Linked DNA regions of Mus musculus: all the other regions are linked to region 1. Evidence: chromatin loops called from intact Hi-C (ENCODE). Cell type or tissue: gastrocnemius. All regions are shown on one strand. Links, peaks and the distances in the headings refer to the core of each region. The heading gives the core; the rest is flanking DNA.

Region 1 (8,012 bases), core at 1,441-6,440:
CTTTCTCCTTTGTGTTTCAGAGATTCTCCTGTGAGAACCACAACTATTGTTCCTCCAGTGGAGTCAAGCAAGTCCTTACAAGGATTTTATAATGCATCGCTATCTCCCTATGAAAACTGCCAGAGTCTTAGGAAAGAAGTTTTTACTAAGTCAAGATGTATAATCTGTAATAAATTAGGAGAGGTCTGCTCTTCATACTGTTACTATTTAGACTCATAGAAATGTTAATTTTTAAGTGCTAGTGTAAGCTCTGCCATCTATCCAATGTCCATATCCTAAATATTCAGATTGGAAGGACTTTAAAAGTTTTACTTCTGCGTTTTGGTGAACACCTTTAATTCCAACATTTAGGAGGTAGAGGCAGGCAGATCTCTGTGAATTTGAGGCCAGCCAGCCAGTCTATACATAGTGAGTTCCAGGACAGACAATAAATACTATATACTAAAGAGATTTCCCCCCCCCCACACACACACACACACACACACACACACACAATTCTCATAGTGACTGTTTCTTTGGAATTAGTTGTAGCCGGGCATGGTGGCGCATGCTTTTAATCCCAGCACTTGGGAGGCAGAGGCAGGCAGATTTCTGAGTTCAAGGACAGCCTGGTCTACAGAGTGAGTTCCAGGACAGCCAGGGCTATACAGGGAAACTCTGTCTCGAAAAACCAAAAAAAAAAAAAAAAGAATTTGTTGTAATAATTCAGTAGTTTCAGGATAATGACATATCCTATAGGAGTATGTGGAACAAATGGTTTGATAAATTTTCAAGAGGAGTAACCATACATTCAAGCAGTCCTATGTTTTATTTACCTTGTCCCTGGTAGCTAAATCGGATGTTGTGTAGCTTTGGAAGCCATTCAGATCCCAAAGGACATAAATTTACCTGTTACAGCTTTCAAACCACATTACTGCATATTCTAAGTGTAGATAATGATTCCCTTCATCTGCCTCCCAAATACTAATATGAGAAAAGTCTAAATACTATAGGGCAATAAATTGTAAAATACTGTCTTAAGAAATTTTGTTTTCTTTTAGGTTCGCCATGAAATCAGTGTTAACAGTATAACACATAAGCTGTGCAGTAATAATTGCTTTAATGAATACAGATTGACGAATGGTCTAATAATGAACTGCTGTGAACAGTGTAGCAAGTATATGCCCAAGAGTACTGGGCACAGCATTCTGATAACAGGTCAGCAAAAGAGATTCTGCTGCCAGAATTGTGCTGACGAATATAAAGAGGTAATTCTTTGTCTTGCTTTGTAATGTATTTTATGTAATGGGTGTTTTACCTGCGTGTTTGTCTGTGCACTACATGCATCCTTAATGCTCTCAGAGTCCACAAAAGGATGTTGGATCCCTTGGAACTGTAGTTATAGACAGATGTGAGCCAGCATGTAAGTACCTAGCGATCAAGCCCAGATCCTCTGGAAGAACAGCCAGTCTCTCAGCACTCTTAACTGCTGACGTAATTTCTCCAGCCTCTAATTCTGCCTCTGTCTGTCTATCTAAAATCTCTATCCCTGTCTCTCTCTGTTTCTTTCTTTGTGTGTCTGTGTGAGTGCAATTGGTTGTGTGTGAGGGTTGGAGCACAACCTGAGATGGCTGTGCTTGCCTACTACCTTGTTTGAGACAAGATCCCTGGATGCACCGAGCTACCTGATCTTCCAGCTCCTGGTGATTCTCTTGTGTGGCTGTTCCTCATCGTGTTGCAGGAGCACTCAGATTTAGATGGATGCCACTGTACCAGGCTTTCACATTTTGATACCAGGGATGATGGTGTATGCCTTTAATCCTGGCACGAGGGTGGTCAAAGCAGGTAAATCTCTGTGAGATCAAGGCTACCTGATTCTACCTAGAAACTTAGATCAGCCAAGGCTGCAAAGCAAGACCTGTGTCATACAGATCTGACTAAATATCAATTTTTTCTTTAGCAATCTCACACATAAATATAATGCATATGTATAATATATTTTCTTTCTTTTTTTTTTTTTTTTTTTTTTTTCCTGAGACGGGGTTTCTCTGTGTAGCCCTGGCTGTCCTGGAACTCACTCTGTAGACCAGGCTGTCCTCGAACTCAGAAATCCGCCTGCCTCTGCCTCCCAAGTGCTGGGATTAAAGGCATGCACCACCACTGCCCGGTCATATATTTTCTTTTTATTATGCTCATTCCTTGCCCTTATTTCTACTTTGTCAACTTTCCTCACCCCTCCATATCCCTTCTCTATGTTCATGTTTGTTTTATTACTTACTTGTCTGTTGTTGTGATAAAATATTATGACTAAGGCAATTTATAGAAGAAAGGGTTTATTTGGGGTTCCCTATTCCAGAGTGTGAGGTGGAAGCAGCTGTAGCAGTAGGCAAGGAAATGGTAGGAATATTGAAACCTCAAAGCCTTTTTGGAGATCTCATTCAAACTGCCACACTGTCTTTTGTTTTGTAATGAACTGAGTTTAACTAGGGCTGCCTTTGTAACCATGTGTTTGGCCTAGGACACCTAATGTCATTCTAAAACTAAACATGCTCAAGAGTGCATGCATTCATATACTTATGTGCACATGTGCATGTCCCATACATAAACACATATGTAAAAATAATAGCCAGGTGTGGTGGTGCAAGCCTTTAATCCCAGCACTCGGGAGGCAGAGGCAGGTGGATTTCTGAGTTTGAGGCCAGTCTGGTCTACAGAGAGAGTTCCAGGACAGCCAGGGCTACACAGAGAAACCCTGTCTCGGGGGGTTGGGGTGTGTGTGTGTGGGGGTGTAAATAGCTGGGCATGGCAGTGTCCAGAGGCAAGCAGATCAGGCCAGCCTGATCTTACATAGTGGGATTCAGGACTGTCGGGAGTACATAGTGACACCCTGCCTTGAAAAAAGTTTTTGTTTTTATTTGTTTTAGAAACTAGGCTTTTACTAAAAGTTTCCATGACTATCTTGGAACTCACAGCTAGTCTGGAACTCACATCTGCCTGCCTCTGCCTCCCAAGAACTAGGATTAAAGATGTGTGCTACACCTCTCTGCTTTGGAGACATTTTCTTCACTGAGATTCCTTCTTCTTAGATAACTTCAGCTTGTGTTAAACTGACATGAGTCAACATGTTACAGTCCCACCAAGCCCTTAGTGATGTTCTAATTTTGCCTGAGTCACATCATGTTTTCATTTGTCACTGTCTCTCAGTTGTAGCCATCCTGATTAGGAGTGCTTCACTGCATGTGTATACGTACACCAAGTGCATGCCGTGGGATGCTTTATGTCTTTGCTGGCTAATAGCGAACCGTTGCCTGCTCTTATGTCTTTATTTCAACTTTTAAAATGCCAATGAATTATAATGTATTTCCTTACAGATAATGGAAGCAAAATCAAAACTACTGCTTTTACAAAATAGAAAAAGGAATGCTATCAGAGAAGAAAATGAAAAACGATTACGTGAATCATCAGGTACACTTTCAGGAAACACAGGAGACATACCCGAAAAAAAGGAAAAGTCTTCAGAGATAATAAAAGTCGCAGCAGACTGTAGCCTAGATACATCATCAGAGGAACAAAATGTGAATTTACCTTGTTCTGTGGCAGTAATATCTGATACATTTAAAGAGCAACTAGGAGACAAAAATTCAGAGGAATTGGATATGTCCATTTTACCTTCTTTGGATCCAGGTTCATGGCCCCGAATTTTGAATATGAAACAACGTGAATTTCTTGTCAAAAACAATCCACCTCAAATAAGAAATTTTAATTTTCCAAAAGATAGTGCAGGCAAGAAGTTTTCAGAAACGTATTATACCCGAATTCTTCCAAATGGTGAAAAGGGCACCAGACCCTGGCTGCTCTACTCAGCCTCGAAAGACTCTGTGTTTTGCCTGTATTGCAGACTCTTTGGGGAAGGAAAAAACCAACTGAGAAATGAGAATGGGTGCAAAGATTGGCATCATTTGTCACATCTTCTTAGTAAACATGACGAAAGTGAAATGCACATCAACAATAGTGTTAAGTATTCAAAATTAAAGTCTGACTTGGAAAATAAAACCAATGAAGCTACAGAAGGTGGGGAAGATTGTGTGCAGCTACTGTACACATAATGTCCTGTCTGCTCTACTTATGGCAGTGTCTGCAGTACCCAGACATACACTGTGTAAGAGGACCTTACAGGAGCTCATTAGCAATATGTCTAACAGCAAACAAATAGTAAAAAATGCTCCTGTTCTAAACCTAAAAGCAATTTTCGAGAGTGTAGTCATTCTTGCAGACTTTAGCAAAGGCAGTTTGAGCTTTGTCACTGTTAGGGTTTCCACCTTGTAAAATGTTGTTGGAGAACTTGCACTTAATGGCCTAAGAGCAAGAGGTGGCAAGATGCATATGTAACAAGCTAAAGAAAATGCATTCAGGCCACATGGTGGCGGTGTGCACCTTTAATCTCAGCACTCAGACACAGAGAGTTGGATATCTGTGAGCTCTAGGCCAGCCTGGTCTGCAGAGCAAGTTCCAGGAGAGCCAAGGTATACACAAACCCTGTCTTGAAAAACCAAAAAGAAGGAAAAAAAGAAGAAAGTGCATTCAAACAGCTTAAGAAGCAACAGCTGTTTGTTATTAAACCAAATTGAGTTTTATTTCTTTAAAACATTTTTTGTGCAAAACAGTTATTTGTTGTGGTAAATAGAAGTAATTTGTGTTTTATTGATTTTATATTTCTGTTTCCAACTTAATGTGTAAATGTTTTAGTTTTGTTATGAGAATTATAAAGAATATATAGTTATTAGTATAAATATAAGAATTAAAATGTGGTATGTATATGTGTGTATACATATATATATGTATGTATATATAGTTAACTTTTCAGTGTTGTTAATTTTTCTTGTGAAAGTATACTCTATGTGTGAAATTTGAGAAAGTATGAATCTAAAAAAAAATTTCTTCAGACTTGATTTATTTTTGTTTTCTTGTGTAAAAGCCCTTACTTATATGAAACTGAGAATGATGGCACTCAGGAGGCAGGGGCAGGTGGATCTCTGAATTCAAAGCCAGCCTGGTGTGCAGAGCAAGTTTCAGGACAACTGGGGCTACATATCTCAAAAAACAAAGAAAAAACTTGTGGTAGCTACAACTGGAGCTTGGGTCTTCTGGATGAAGATTCTCTTGTGGGTTTTCACAAGTTTGTCACTGAATTCCTGAAAAGGAGACTTAGTGATGACAGTCTCTTTCCAGAGGCTAGGGGCCAAGTAGCTGTAGGTGTTAGGGTGGCCTCAACACAATTGCCAAGGGTGGCAGGGCAACCCCTGACTGATGGTAACAGTAATCAGTACTGGCTGGCCACCAGCAATAGCTTCTTGGGCACAGGAGCAGGCACAATACAAGTGTCCGTGGAGACAGGGAAGAGATGTACCAACACAGAGGCACAGTCACCTGTTACCTTGCATAGAACTGTGGCGCTTGTCAGTCTTGTTTCTCCAGTAGCCTCTCCACACTGGGAGAGTGGAAAGCTTGGCCGAGATGATGGTGGCCTTTTGGATGGCAGTGGCTACCTCCTTAGAGCACCTAACACCAAGACCAATGTGACCATTGTAGTCCCCAAAAGCCTTTACCTGGACCGATGCTCAGCCCTCGTCTGCTCTCTGCACTGGCATGGTCTTTAGAGCCTCATCCTTAAGTAAAAAGTCAACTTCAGACTTCCTAATGGGCAGGGAGAACAAACAGGCAGGTCTCTTCCAGGGACTTGGTCTTCATGTCCTTGACCAGGTAGTCCAGCTTGTTCCTGTCCTACCTCTAAGAGCACCACGGCCATGACCACTACTACAGCTCCCTGGGCCTCCAAGCACTCGAGCTATACCAGCTTCATTGGTCATTTGACGTTTTCCTAAAGAAGAAGCAAATTTTCTGATGGCCATCTATGGTCCTGATCATGCATTTGATAGTTTTTTGGGTTTGTTTGTTTGTTTGTTTTTGTTTCTGATTTCTGATGTTAATTTTATCATCTGTTAAATTCTTAGGGATACGTGAGCTTTGTTTTCCTCTTTAGGGCTTTTCTTGCAAAACAGTGTCATTAACAATGGCCTAAGAAGATGCTTCCTTCTGCATGGAGAACAATTGAGGCTCAGTCATGTTGCTCTGTGACAGTATTTTCTAAAATACCCACTAAAACCATTGTAGGTAAATTATACCTTTCCAGGCAGAGGATGTAGTTTGGTTAGTAGAATGCTTGCCTAGCACACAATAAACTGGGTTTGATCTGCATTGGCCATGTGGCAGCAGGCCTATCACCATAGCACTCTAGTGGTAGACACAAACAGCAAGTGTGAAGCCACCCTTGGGTTTATGAATCCCTGTCTCCAAAAGAAAGTTGCTTTTAATCATTTGGGCTTGGATCTAAGTGAGTCATGGTGGCTGTCAACTGTAATCTCAGCACTAGGGAAGGTAACGAGGTGGGGGATGGGGGCGGGGAGGATTGTTCATAATTCACGGCTAAGCCTGGGATACATAATGAGTTCTAGGCCAGCCTGAGCTATAATGTGCTATTCTCATAAAGAGAGAAACTGGCTGATTTTAATGTAAATACAGCTTTGTGATGGCTTCAAAATATCACTACACTCAGAGGTCTACAAGGCTACTTTAGAAAATATAACACTTTAAAGTTTTATGTGTAGGAGTGTTTTGCCTGTATGTATGTTAAATGTACCATGTGTGTACCTGGTGCCTGCAGAGGCTAGAAGAGGGAGGTACACCTGGAACTGAAGTTATAGATGTTTGTTAGCTACTGTTTGAGTGCTAGGAACCAAGCCCAGATTCTAAGGGTCTTAAAGGTTCTCCTTGCTGTCTTGATTTGGTGGTGTGCTGAGAACATCGGTGTGGAAATAGCATCATTCTGCTGTTGGAGTGATCCTCTCCACTATCCACATACTTATTGTTGAAATTCTTCTCAGGACAGGGTTGCTCTGTGACTTGAATACAAAAGTATATAGCTTGCCGGGCCTTGTGGCGCACGCCTTTAATCCCAGCACTCAAGAGGCAGAGGCAGGTGGATTTCTGAGTTCGAGCCCAGCCTGGTCTACAGAGTGAGTTCCAGGACAGCCAGGGCTACACAGAGAAACCCTGTCTCGAAAAAAGAAAAAGTATATAGCTTGATATACTCGGTTTCTGACTGGCATTCAGACAAAGGTGGTAGAAAATCTGATCCAATTGTGGTGTTCTGTCTCCTGGGAATCAGTATTGTGTATACCACTTTCAACTGGAAATAAAAATTGGGTCCAAGTCCTTTTATTGCTGATATTCTTTGGTGAAAATGAGATTTATTAATTTTGTTTCTCCCTGCTTCCCCCCTACACACACACACACACATACACAAACCATACCCTACTCCTGGAATTTGCAATATGGGAGGGAAAAAATATTGACACCATGTATTTAATTATAAAACTTTTTTTTTTTTTTTTAATATGAGGCCTCACTGTGTAGCCCTGACTGGTCTAGAACTTAATACGAAGATCAGACTGGCCTCAATCTCACAAAGAGCTCCCTGCCTCTTCTTCATAGGAATATTGGAATTAAAGGCTTGTGCTGCTATACTGCTACACCTTTATTTTATTTTTTTAAAGATCTTATTTATTTAATGTATGTGAGTACACTGTAGCTGTACTCAGACACCAGAAGAGGGCATCAGATCCCATTACAGATGGTTGTGAGCCACCATGTACTTGCTGGGAATTGAACTCACGACCTCCGGAAGAGTAGTCAGTGTTTTTTAACCGCTGAGCCACCTCTCCAGCCCATGCTACTCCTTTAAAAACATTTATTTTTTTTAACATTTATTAATTATATGTAAGTACACGGTAGCTGTTTTCAGACACATCAGAATTGGACATCAGATTTCATTACAGATGGTTGTGAGCCACCATGTGGTTGCTGGGATTTGGACTCAGGACCCTTGGAAGAGCAGTCAGTCCTCTTAACTGCTGAGACATCTCTACAGCCCCCTAAAAACATTTTTTAAAGTATGTGTTCCACATGCTTGCAGA
Region 2 (5,000 bases), core at 1-5,000, 99 kb after region 1:
GTTATTGCTATAATATATATTAGGTAACCATTATTAGAATGGTCTTCTAAGTAGTCCAGCTTCCTTTTTTCATATGGAGGGATCTGTCCTAGGTGAGGGTAGTGGCATTTTAGTACTGAAGTCAAGATTTGGAGAGCTCAGCAGGGATGCCCCCAGACTTGCCAAATATGCTATGCATAGCTGCCTCAGAGAGCCGAAGTTTGCCCAACATAAGCCGTCTAGTACAAAGAGCTTGTCTGAACCATGTCTCCTGACGTTTCTAGTGAGAGGATTTATTAGTATTGCTATTATTATGTCAGCAGTTACTGTGTAAATATGAAGCAAAGATTTTCACCTTGGCAAAGGGTGCTTCCGTCAACCTTATAAACAACTTATTGGGGCCAGCAACAGGACTGAATGAATAAACAAAGTGACTGTCCTAGAGGGGAAAGAGAGAAGATAAAGTCAGACTCAAGTCAGGGCTGTGACATTTACAATAGAGACCAGGAACTCCGATCAGCGAACTGAGGGGTTTTGTTTTTGAATTTTAAGATAGGATCTCTCTGTGCAGCCCCCCAAAAACCTCACCTTCAAGGCTTACCATGTCTAAAGAGTTCTAGGCTACCTAGGGCTGAAATAAAAACAACACATGACTGCATTCAATACAAGGTGTTCATTTTATTAGCCTCTGGAAGAGTTCCAGCAGCAGAGTGTGTTAGAATGAGGGCGTGGCATGCTACTATTCTATTCTAGTCTCACATTGTTTTCTGTAGGACATATGGTAGCACGATTTAAGTGAATAAACATTAACATGTTCTAACAATTTGGATCATTTTCTTTTATAGTGAGTGGGGATTGTCTGAAGTTCACTAATATACACATTTTTCTGTAAACATTCTTTACATTTTGTTATGCACACCTGTGTGAGGTGTACATGGCATGTTGTACAAATGTGCAATCATCCTTTATAGGCAGGACAGCTGCCAGGTGACCACCACGTATGCCCAGCATTCACATGGATCTTTATCAATTTTATAAATTATGCCAGGTTTGGAACTGAATGTCCATAGTTCTAGACCTCAAGAGGCAGAGGCTGGAATATTGAAGTAGGTTCTGGGCCTGTAGCCTAAGCTGTGTAACAAGACCCTGTCTTGGGTTGTGTGGATAAAGCCTCTTGTTGCTCTGCATTATGACCCAAGTTACTACCACAGGTTGCCTTAAGCACCTACATACAGATTATTATCTTAAAAGCCTCTTCCCAAAAACTCCAAACAAAACATGAATTATGTCACCTGGCTCTGATCACAATTTTTAATAATTAAGAACTACCCCCCCAAAAAAAATCTTACCAGAAAAACAGGAAGTTGAAATTTATCATTTAAAACCACAGCTTGTACACTGCATGGTCCACAAAGCCGAGCAATAACGTCTTTGCCCAAAAAGTTTGCATGGAAAATAAAGAGGAGGACACCAGAGCCTAAGGGAGAGAAGAGAGATTCATGCTGTCACAGCATTGGGGGTTGGGGTCATCTTCTGACACGGAGGAGGCCCCACTCACAACACCTGGATTTCACTCTACAGTTTTCAAACCATCACTCTGGAGAGCTTGTCCAAATAACCCCACAAGACAGCCTTGTGTGTGTATTGAAACTAACTGGTGGCTTTACTCTTTATTATGTATGAGTGTTTTGCCTACATACGTGTATGTGTGCCTGCCGCCTGCAGAGACCTTTAAGGGGTGTTCAAGAAGAATCCTGAAACTGGAGTTATGAGCAGTTATGTGGATGCCGAAAGCTGAATCGTCCTTTACAAATGTGTAATCTGAAGATGTTCTAAGTGCTAGGGTGACAGGTGTAGACAGCAGCACCTGACTTATACATATTAAAACAGTTTTGTCTTTATATTTGGCATTTATTATATGTACAAATAGACATCCTAGTTTATTTACGTTTAGTTCCTAGAAGTCTTCAAATGCGTGCCCATAGCAAAAATCCACTCAAACATTATCATTATAATGTAGCTTACAGCAATGTATACAAAGAAACAAACCTTATTTATTCTGTGTGCATGCAACCACACAGCACATGGTGTATGGAAGCCAGAAGACTATTTTAAGGAGTTGGTTTTCTCCACCATGTGAGTGTTTGGATCAAGCTCAGGTCACCATGCTTGGTAGCAGAAGATTTACACTGAGTTACCTCACCAGTCCTACATACATAATGTTAACACTGTAGATAAAGATGCTTGACAAAGGGCTGGAGAGAGGGCTCAGCGGTTAAGAGCACTGACTGCTCTTCCAGATTCCTGAGATCAATTCCCAGCAACTACATGGTGGCTCACAACCATCTGTAATGGGATACGAGTGTATTCATAAATAACTAAATCTTAACAAAATAGTCACAGCCTTATTTTTCACTTAAAGGGAGAGATAATGTTCTCTGCCCTCCCTTGAATGTGCATGGTACACACCAGGCGACAGACAACCCCTAGGAGGAGGCTTTCTTCTACCATGTGGATTCTGGTGACTGAACTTAAGTCAGCCCTACTTTTATTTTTTCTTTTGCAACTTTGCATACTCATACTGTGATCATATTGTATCCATCACTCTTATCCCACTCCCTCAACCCACACACAAACTACTTCCCAATAGGTCCCGCTCCTGCTTTTGTTTTGCTGGCCCACTGGTTATAAGGTTGCTTGCAGGAGCACGGCTGGGTTAGTCACTTACTATTAGTTCCACCTTGAGGAGTATGACCCTGCCCAGCACCCATTAGTGCTTATAGCTCTGTCACTTACGTCCAATGGGAGAGGACAGCACCTGGTGCTCCCACCCAGGTTTTCGTAAAAAGTGAAACCAGGCAATGGTTCAATGCCTTTAATTCTAGCTCTCAGAAGGCTGAGACAGGAGTATAGGGTAAACGGCGGGAGTAACTATGACTCTCTTAAGGTAGCCAAATGCCTCATCATCTAATTAGTGACGCGCATGAATGGATGAACGAGATTCCCTCTGTTCCTACCTACTATCCAGCGAAACCACAGCCAAGGGAACGGGCTTGGCGGAATCAGCGGGGAAAGAAGACCCTGTTGAGCTTGACTCTAGTCAAGCCTTAAAACAAACAAGGCATAGTAGAGCACATTTATAATCTAAACACACAGGAGGGTAAGGCAGGTGGATCTCCTGAGTTCAAGGCTAGCTTGATGGACAGCGCAAATTCAAGGACAGCCAAGGTTGTCTCAAAAAGCAACAAAACACAAACAAGCCAAACAAGGAGGAACTTAGTGGGTATAATAAAAATTGGGAGAAAAAAAAATAATTCTAGACTAAGAGTCATGAACCCGTCTTTTAATAACTCAATAAACAACTAATTATAGAGAACCAATATTTTAAAGAGGACTCACAGTGGCAGGTAGTGGGATGGGAAGGCCTCCTGCTAGGGCAGGATTTACTTAGGGACAAGCTCGTCCTTACATACTATGGCTACGGACACTGAAGTTAGAATGGGACACATGCTTGCTTACCTTCAGGCATGTTCTGAGGGGGCATGTAATTGAAATCTGTTGAGAAATCCGGCCCCTCACAGAGCCGATGGCATGCTATTGGGAAAACAGGTTCCAGTAGAGCAAGGCGAGATTCAAAGTAATCCCTGATTGTTTCTTCTGCAACTCTGGAAAGTCTAGTAACAGAACACAAGGATATTGTTAATGCTGGTGTGGTGACTCGTGCCTCAGAGCTTAAGAATGCTAATGGAGGATTACCATGAGTTTGAGGCCAGGATGGCAAGAGTGAGACCCCATCTTTAAAACTTTTATGAAGATGTACTGAATTATTACACTATACCACATGAGTAACTATAATTAACAAATTTAAAATTTTCAGTTACCCCAATTTGACTATTAGATACTATGTATGTACTGCATCATTAGGACTCTGTATTCCACTGTACAATTGACATTTCAAATATACACCTCACTGGTTGGAGGTGTAGTCTGGTTGCCTAGTGTGCATGAAGCCCAGGGTTTGATCACTAGCAGCACATGAGTCAGGTGTGATAGCATGCATCTATAATCCTGGTACTGAGGAGGGAGACAGGAACATGAGAAGTCCAAGGTCAGCCTCCGATACAGTGAGTTTGAAGATAGAATGGAAGACATGAGACTCTGCCTTCCCTTTACCCCTCTGCAAAAGATGTATAATGCTGTATAAAAGCCTGCCTACCAACTTTTCTGCATTTTAATTTGTTTTTGAACACAGGGTCTCTCTGTAACAGGCTGTCCTGGAACTCACTCTGTAGACCCGGCTTACCTCTGCCTCCTGAGTGCTGGGGTTAGAAGAATGTGCCACGCTGCCCAGTGTTACTTTCTATTTTTTGCAGTACCTAGGCCCTTGCACACGACTACGACAAGCGCTCTCCCACTGATAGAGCTCATCCTTAGCCCTGATGTTACCGTGGAGAAACTGCTTTTCCAAGTTTTGCCTTGTACCTGCCCTGTGTGGCTTCGTGGAGGCCAGAGAACAGCACGGTGTCGTGCTTTATCACTCTTTAGTTGTCTCCCTGGATCTGGGATTCTCTATCCAGTTAGGATGGCACCTAGAATAGCCCCCGCCCCTCAGCAAGTTCCTCTTTCAAGTATCTCACTGTATTGTGGTTACAGATGTGAATGAGACCATGTCCCCACTGTTCACATGGGTGCTAAATCCTGGTTCTCTCTTAACCACCTCTCCAACCTCTCTTCATTTTTCTATGTTGATGCAGGATTTCACTACATTGCCTAGGCTGGCCTTTAACTCATTCTGTAGCCCAAGTACGGCTTGAGTTTACAGTCTGTATGCTTTAAGTGCCTGAGTAGCTGCAATTATGTCTGACCTCACAACTCAGCACTGCCTTTGTGGAAAGGACCTGTACGACTCTGGCCTCTCTTGGCTTTCCTCTCCTGTCTGTGGCCCTTCAATTTCCTTCTCATGCTCTTCTCTCACTGGAACAGGGGGTGCACAAGGGCAGCCTTTTCTGTCTTCATAATAT
Region 3 (5,000 bases), core at 1-5,000, 400 kb after region 1:
TAGAATCCAGGAATGTCACCTAATATGCAGAGGAGGCAGAACTGGCTTTTCCAGGGAGAGGGGGGTCTCTCTTATGAGACTGGGTCATTGCACATCCACAGACAAAAACTGCTTTGCATGGCTATTGTTCTTACACCCTGCTGTAAAACAGAATGCAGCCCTGTTGGGTCGTTTTTCCATCCAAGGGCAAATACCCCTCCCCTACTTTGAGAAACCCTGCTTCACTGGATGAGCCACGGACCTCTAGAGAGCAGTTCCCTTGATGTGAGGCAAGGTTCATGCCACTGATGGGATCTGTTATAGGCATTAGGTATTTAATAACGAATACTGATTTGCATTGTCCTTTATATCTTGCTGCTGCTGATTATTGTTATTACTATTACCATATTTTACAGTGTTAGGCAATGGACTCCAGGGCTTTAAACATGAGAGTGTAATGTTCTGCCACTGAATATAGAATATATCCCTGAATGAGTATATATATATATATATATATATATATATATATAGAGAGAGAGAGAGAGAGAGAGAGAGAGAGAGAGAGAGTTTTCATTGATCCTACATTGGTTATAGGTAAAGGCTGGGGTGGTTCACAACAGGGAATGCTCTGGGACAGAACTGGTGTACGGACAGGACATCATTGCTTCTGGATTGGCTGTTTGTAAACAGGACACAGAAGCACCAAGAAACAGAGTTAAGATTTTAACATACATTATAGAATGTGAATGGGTCTTTTGATGGCAGCTTGTAGTTTGCTAACAGACTGACTTTATTTCTCACCCCTTCAGGATCTGCTAATTAAATTTAGAACGTCTTAGAAATATTATCATAGGTACTTACTGGGATTTTACACAGGCATATCACTCTGTGGATAAGGGAAAACTATTGATTGTACTTGCCTTGGCATCTTCTTTTCTCCTCATCTTGATCATAATGTGGTCAGTTAGGATGGTTGGTAGCCTTTTGTGGGCTGAGCTGAAGCCTACAGGTGCCCTCCTTTATAGAATTCTCCTTGTTGGAATCTGTTTAGTTGTAGCCCCCCACCCCCCAGTTTCCTCCCATGCTGACTCCACATCTTTTATCACCAGCCTAGGCGAGGCATAGCTAGCTTGACTGTGGAGCTCACTCAGTGCTAGTCCACCAAGAGCCAAAGTGATTGAAACAGGTCACCTGGATTGCGAGCCACCTCTGTGAGTCAACTTCATCAGTTTGTTTTCATGGAGCTCCAACCTGTCGCATGATCTTAGAGACCTTGGCTGAGGTGCTTCTTGTTTCTCCATCTCAGATGCAGTCCTGCTGCTGTTCTCCAGGACTGGTTCATCTGTCCCTACCCAGAATTCTCTCTGCTCCTGATAAGTGGGCTACTTCTCACTCCCCCACCCCCAGTCATGTAAACAGGCTTGCACCTTGACCCCATCCCAATGTGGTCTGTGCCTTGTAATACCATTTTAATTTCAAACCTTCCTTACAAATTCTTTTATTTTCTTCTGCCCCTTCACTGGAGAAGCAGGTGTGTGTGTGTGTGTGTTCCAGAATCTTGAGTCTGAATCCATGATCTCACAATACTAGGCAAGTGTTTTACCACTGAGCTACAAGCCCAATTCTGTTCTGTGTTCTTGGGCTACATGTATAGGAACATTTCATTCACCTTTGCTGAATGAGTAAAAATCCTTCGGGCCAGGCTTGAGGGGTCAGTACAGATCTGTATCACAACTACTTGGGAGGCTAAGGTAGAAGGATTCTAAGTTCAAGACCTTCTTAGGCTCTTAAGTGAGTTCAAGGCCAACTTAGGCAACTTAGCACTATTGTATCTCAAAAGAAAATGTAAAGATAGGGCTGGGTATGTGGTTTTTAGTATAACATATATATTTGATACTTGACAGAGCTTTCATATCCTAATAGGCAAGATGTGTGTGTGTATGTGTGTATAGATAGATAGATATGTAGGTAGGTAGGTAGGTAGGTAGGTAGGTAGATAGATAGATAGATAGATAGATAGATAGATCATTACTATGATTTGGTAGTTTATCTAAGTACAAATTTGGCAATGTTCATTAAAAGCTTTGGCAATGCTTTGGGGAGATAGCTAAGTCAGCAAAGCAGTTTCCTCCCAAGCATGAGGACATAGTTTGACTGTCATATATAAAATCCCGGGCGTGGGAGCATGTGCTTGTAATCTCAGTGCTAAGGAGGAGGAGACAGGTAGATTTCTAGTATTGCTGGCAAAGGAGACTCATTACTACCTTAGTATTGAATTCCAGGCCAGTGAGAGGGCCTGCCTCAAAGTAGATGGATTCCAGAGAATGACACTCCGATTGTCCTCAGGCACACATGTACCACCACACTAGCACAAAAATATCAATTCTTTTAATTTCTTAATTTCATTTTTGAGAAATATATATAAAAATAATCAATGGCATTGTCAATTATTTAAAGACAAGAGGAAGACTTTTAAAGAAAGAAATAAAAATAAATGAACATGTATTTCAAATCTGAATTCTTTCTCACTTGATCCTACCACGTTAAGTCTTAAGCTTTGTGTCACATTGCTTGCTGTTTCCCATTGGCCCCTGTTAGAACTAAAAGCTGCCGGTGTCTCAGCCAAGAGCACTCAGGTGATCTGGCAGGGAAAAGAGGAAAACAGGTTCTTTTAGCTGAAGCTTAGAAAGCATCAGCTGCTTTCTCAGGACTGGATCCAGGCCATTCTCACGATGTTCAAAACCCTGGGAAATGTTTCCAGGTCACTGAACTACTGATAGAGATGAACTCTGTAATCACCATTACTGTAACCAGAGATTAATCACCAGGGCAACATTACTGTAGCTTGACATACAATACACACTGGACATTCTAATCTATTTATGTTGGGAACAAAATAAAGGGGGGGGGCGGGGAGAAATGGGATAGGAAAAAGATGCCCATGCCCTGCCAGAGTTTCCCTATTCTCTGGTCAGTCAGGCATGGGAGGGCTGCTACCTACCTTATCCACTCATCCCTGGGTGGGCATTCCTCTATCCCACTCTTCAGGGGGTGGTCAAGGGGCGGCCCTGCCTGGGGACCCCCCTCCGGAGCTACTTTGCTAAAGCCACCAGGGTTGTGGGAGAGAGGAAATAGGGGAAAAGGTTCCCAACACTGACCAGAGTGCACAGTGGAACTTGAAGGAGCAGAGACTATGGTTTAAGAGCTTTATTATAGAAATGCAGGGGAAAGAGAGAAGGTATATATATATATGGGGGGGGGAGGCTAGAGAGAAAGAGAGAGGAGAGGAAAGAAGAAGAAGACAAAGAGAAAGGGAAGAGAAGAGAGAAGTGAGAGGTGAAGGAACAAAAGAGTAAGAGAGCAAGGTGGGGGCTGAACACCCCTTTTTATGGTCTTCACTGTTGCTAGGTAACTGGGGAGGAGTTTAGCCTGAAGATCAGAAGCTTGGGCCATTGCTTACGTGACTCCTGACCATGTTTCTCTTGTGGGGGGCTGTGGGAGGTGGCACCTTAGGCAGGGGCTGGAGTTCCAGGAGCATGAGGGAACGCCTACTGTGTCATGTAGGTGAATTATGACCATCGGGGTTCAGACCCTAGCTCTACTGGAGACCAGCCTGCAATTCCCCACATATTTATATAAACTTTAGTGATGACCCCTATTGCTAAAATTCCTTCTCAGGGGGATACACCGCAACTTCTACTCCTCCTCCTAATCATACCCATGTGTGATTCCACCCAAGTTCACTCCAAGGAACCAACGATTTTGTTGGGTTGCCCTATAGGTTGTAGGTAAGAGATTACCTACAGGAGTGTGGTGGCCTCTTCCTCAAAAGGCTGCACTAAAAAGTCTTTACTCGGCAGGAATGATGGCTAGCCCATAGCCTTATAGATGCAACCCTTTTCCCTTGTCTTCCCCAGCTCATATGCTCTAGTTCCTCCCTGAGCCCACAAGCTCCATGCAATTAGGGGAGAGAGTTGCAAATAGTGGGTTGTATAGAGAAGCTGGTACTCTTGCTAGGGTCCTGTGACCCTCTTTCTTCCTCCATGAGTGGAAACAGTCAACAAGCCCAGCTGGGGTGATCTTAACAATCTGCCCAGCTCAACTCCTGAAGATGAGGGTTATTTGGCTCAGAGGACAGTCCCAAACAGCAGCACTCACTTCCTTCAAGTTCTTAAATGTGCCCTCTGAGCACACATCGTCCTCAGTCTCCTGTTTCCTTTTCCAGAGCTGTCGCCCAAAGCCGGCTGCAATAGCAGCAGATTCCCCATGCCATGGGAAAGGCTACAGTGTCGGGAAGACCACTGTATAGAAGAAGCATAAGCAGAACGCCACAGATCCCATCATATCAGCATGCAATAGGCAGAAAGTTTGCCAAACCATCATTCTCTAATGTGCTGCTGCCCAAAAGAAGCCTGGCTGAGGGATTGTGAGGAAAGAGTTCAAGAGGAAAGCTTTATGCTTGCAGATTATCCACGGGCAAAGTAGGAGAAAGAACAAAACCCTCCAACCAACCCACCAAATCCACAAGGACAACAACAAATCCCAAAGCAAAACGGAAATCGCATTTCCTCTTCTTGTGTCCTGTGTACTGCACTCTGGAAACACCCTCAGATTATAATGCCACAATGACACTTGGCTATAGAAAACATCTTTTACTTAAAAACAAGGCCTCACTGGACCTGTCAACATAGTCATACATGCCACACATGAATACATCTAACGATTACAACACAAAACATGACTGACATACAATGATTGCTGGCGAGGGCTCGGCAATGTTTTCCTAGAAATAAATATTAGCACTTAAGTCACTTGGTACTCTTTGCTTGAGGTTAAACTCCAGCAAACAAAAAGTTCATTTGGTGGATTTAGGGGGTCTGCTGGGTCTCTGTGAGGGTAAGAAAGTGAGGCCTGAGGAATCACAGCCTAGCTTAAGGCAGACCCCAGCACACTCCTTGGACACACAAGGGTATTTAACACAGTGACCTTGATATACGTATAAATATATTCTTCCCTGTGCT

What was found. Hi-C counts contacts between places; a loop is a spot of excess contacts. Peaks named below come from ENCODE experiments on the same cell type or tissue, not always from the same donor. Only the 100,000 strongest peaks of a DNase experiment are listed, where the experiment ranks them.
Region 2: a loop joins it to region 1, with 2.2 times the contacts of the local background. A loop is called at or near these places in 9 of 42 quality-filtered maps.
Region 3: it touches region 1 in a loop (3-fold over the local background); 21 of 42 quality-filtered maps call a loop at or near these places.

Annotation. Positions count from the first base shown.
Region 1 is chr14:56,789,839-56,797,850 of GRCm38, reverse strand. Zmym5 (zinc finger, MYM-type 5) reads left to right here. Exons shown (of 8, transcript NM_001253753.1): 6 at 21-183; 7 at 1,041-1,247; 8 at 3,351-7,266. The coding sequence ends at 4,085. It also overlaps the pseudogene Gm4037. Among named protein-coding and RNA genes, the nearest start is that of Pspc1, 16 kb to the right of the region's middle. In gastrocnemius, for the core only: a CTCF peak has its summit at 4,386 (motif pointing right); a DNase peak (open chromatin) is centred at 4,406.
Region 2 is chr14:56,692,077-56,697,076 of GRCm38, reverse strand. Mphosph8 (M-phase phosphoprotein 8) reads right to left here. Exons shown (of 14, transcript NM_023773.2): 11 at 3,499-3,653; 12 at 1,329-1,456; 13 at 335-418. Gm16973 (predicted gene, 16973) reads left to right here. Exons shown (of 3, transcript NR_046210.1): 3 at 1-802. Among named protein-coding and RNA genes, the nearest start is that of Gm16973, 6.4 kb to the left of the region's middle. In gastrocnemius, for the core only: no CTCF peak of the experiment used is centred there; no DNase peak of the experiment used is centred there; H3K27ac peaks cover 688 bases.
Region 3 is chr14:56,388,168-56,393,167 of GRCm38, reverse strand. Atp12a (ATPase, H+/K+ transporting, nongastric, alpha polypeptide) reads right to left here. Exons shown (of 23, transcript NM_138652.2): 23 at 4,617-5,000. Gm32454 (a long non-coding RNA gene) reads right to left here and starts at 1,517. Exons shown (of 3, transcript XR_383454.3): 1 at 1,171-1,517. In gastrocnemius, for the core only: no CTCF peak of the experiment used is centred there; DNase peaks (open chromatin) are centred at 2,632 and 3,032.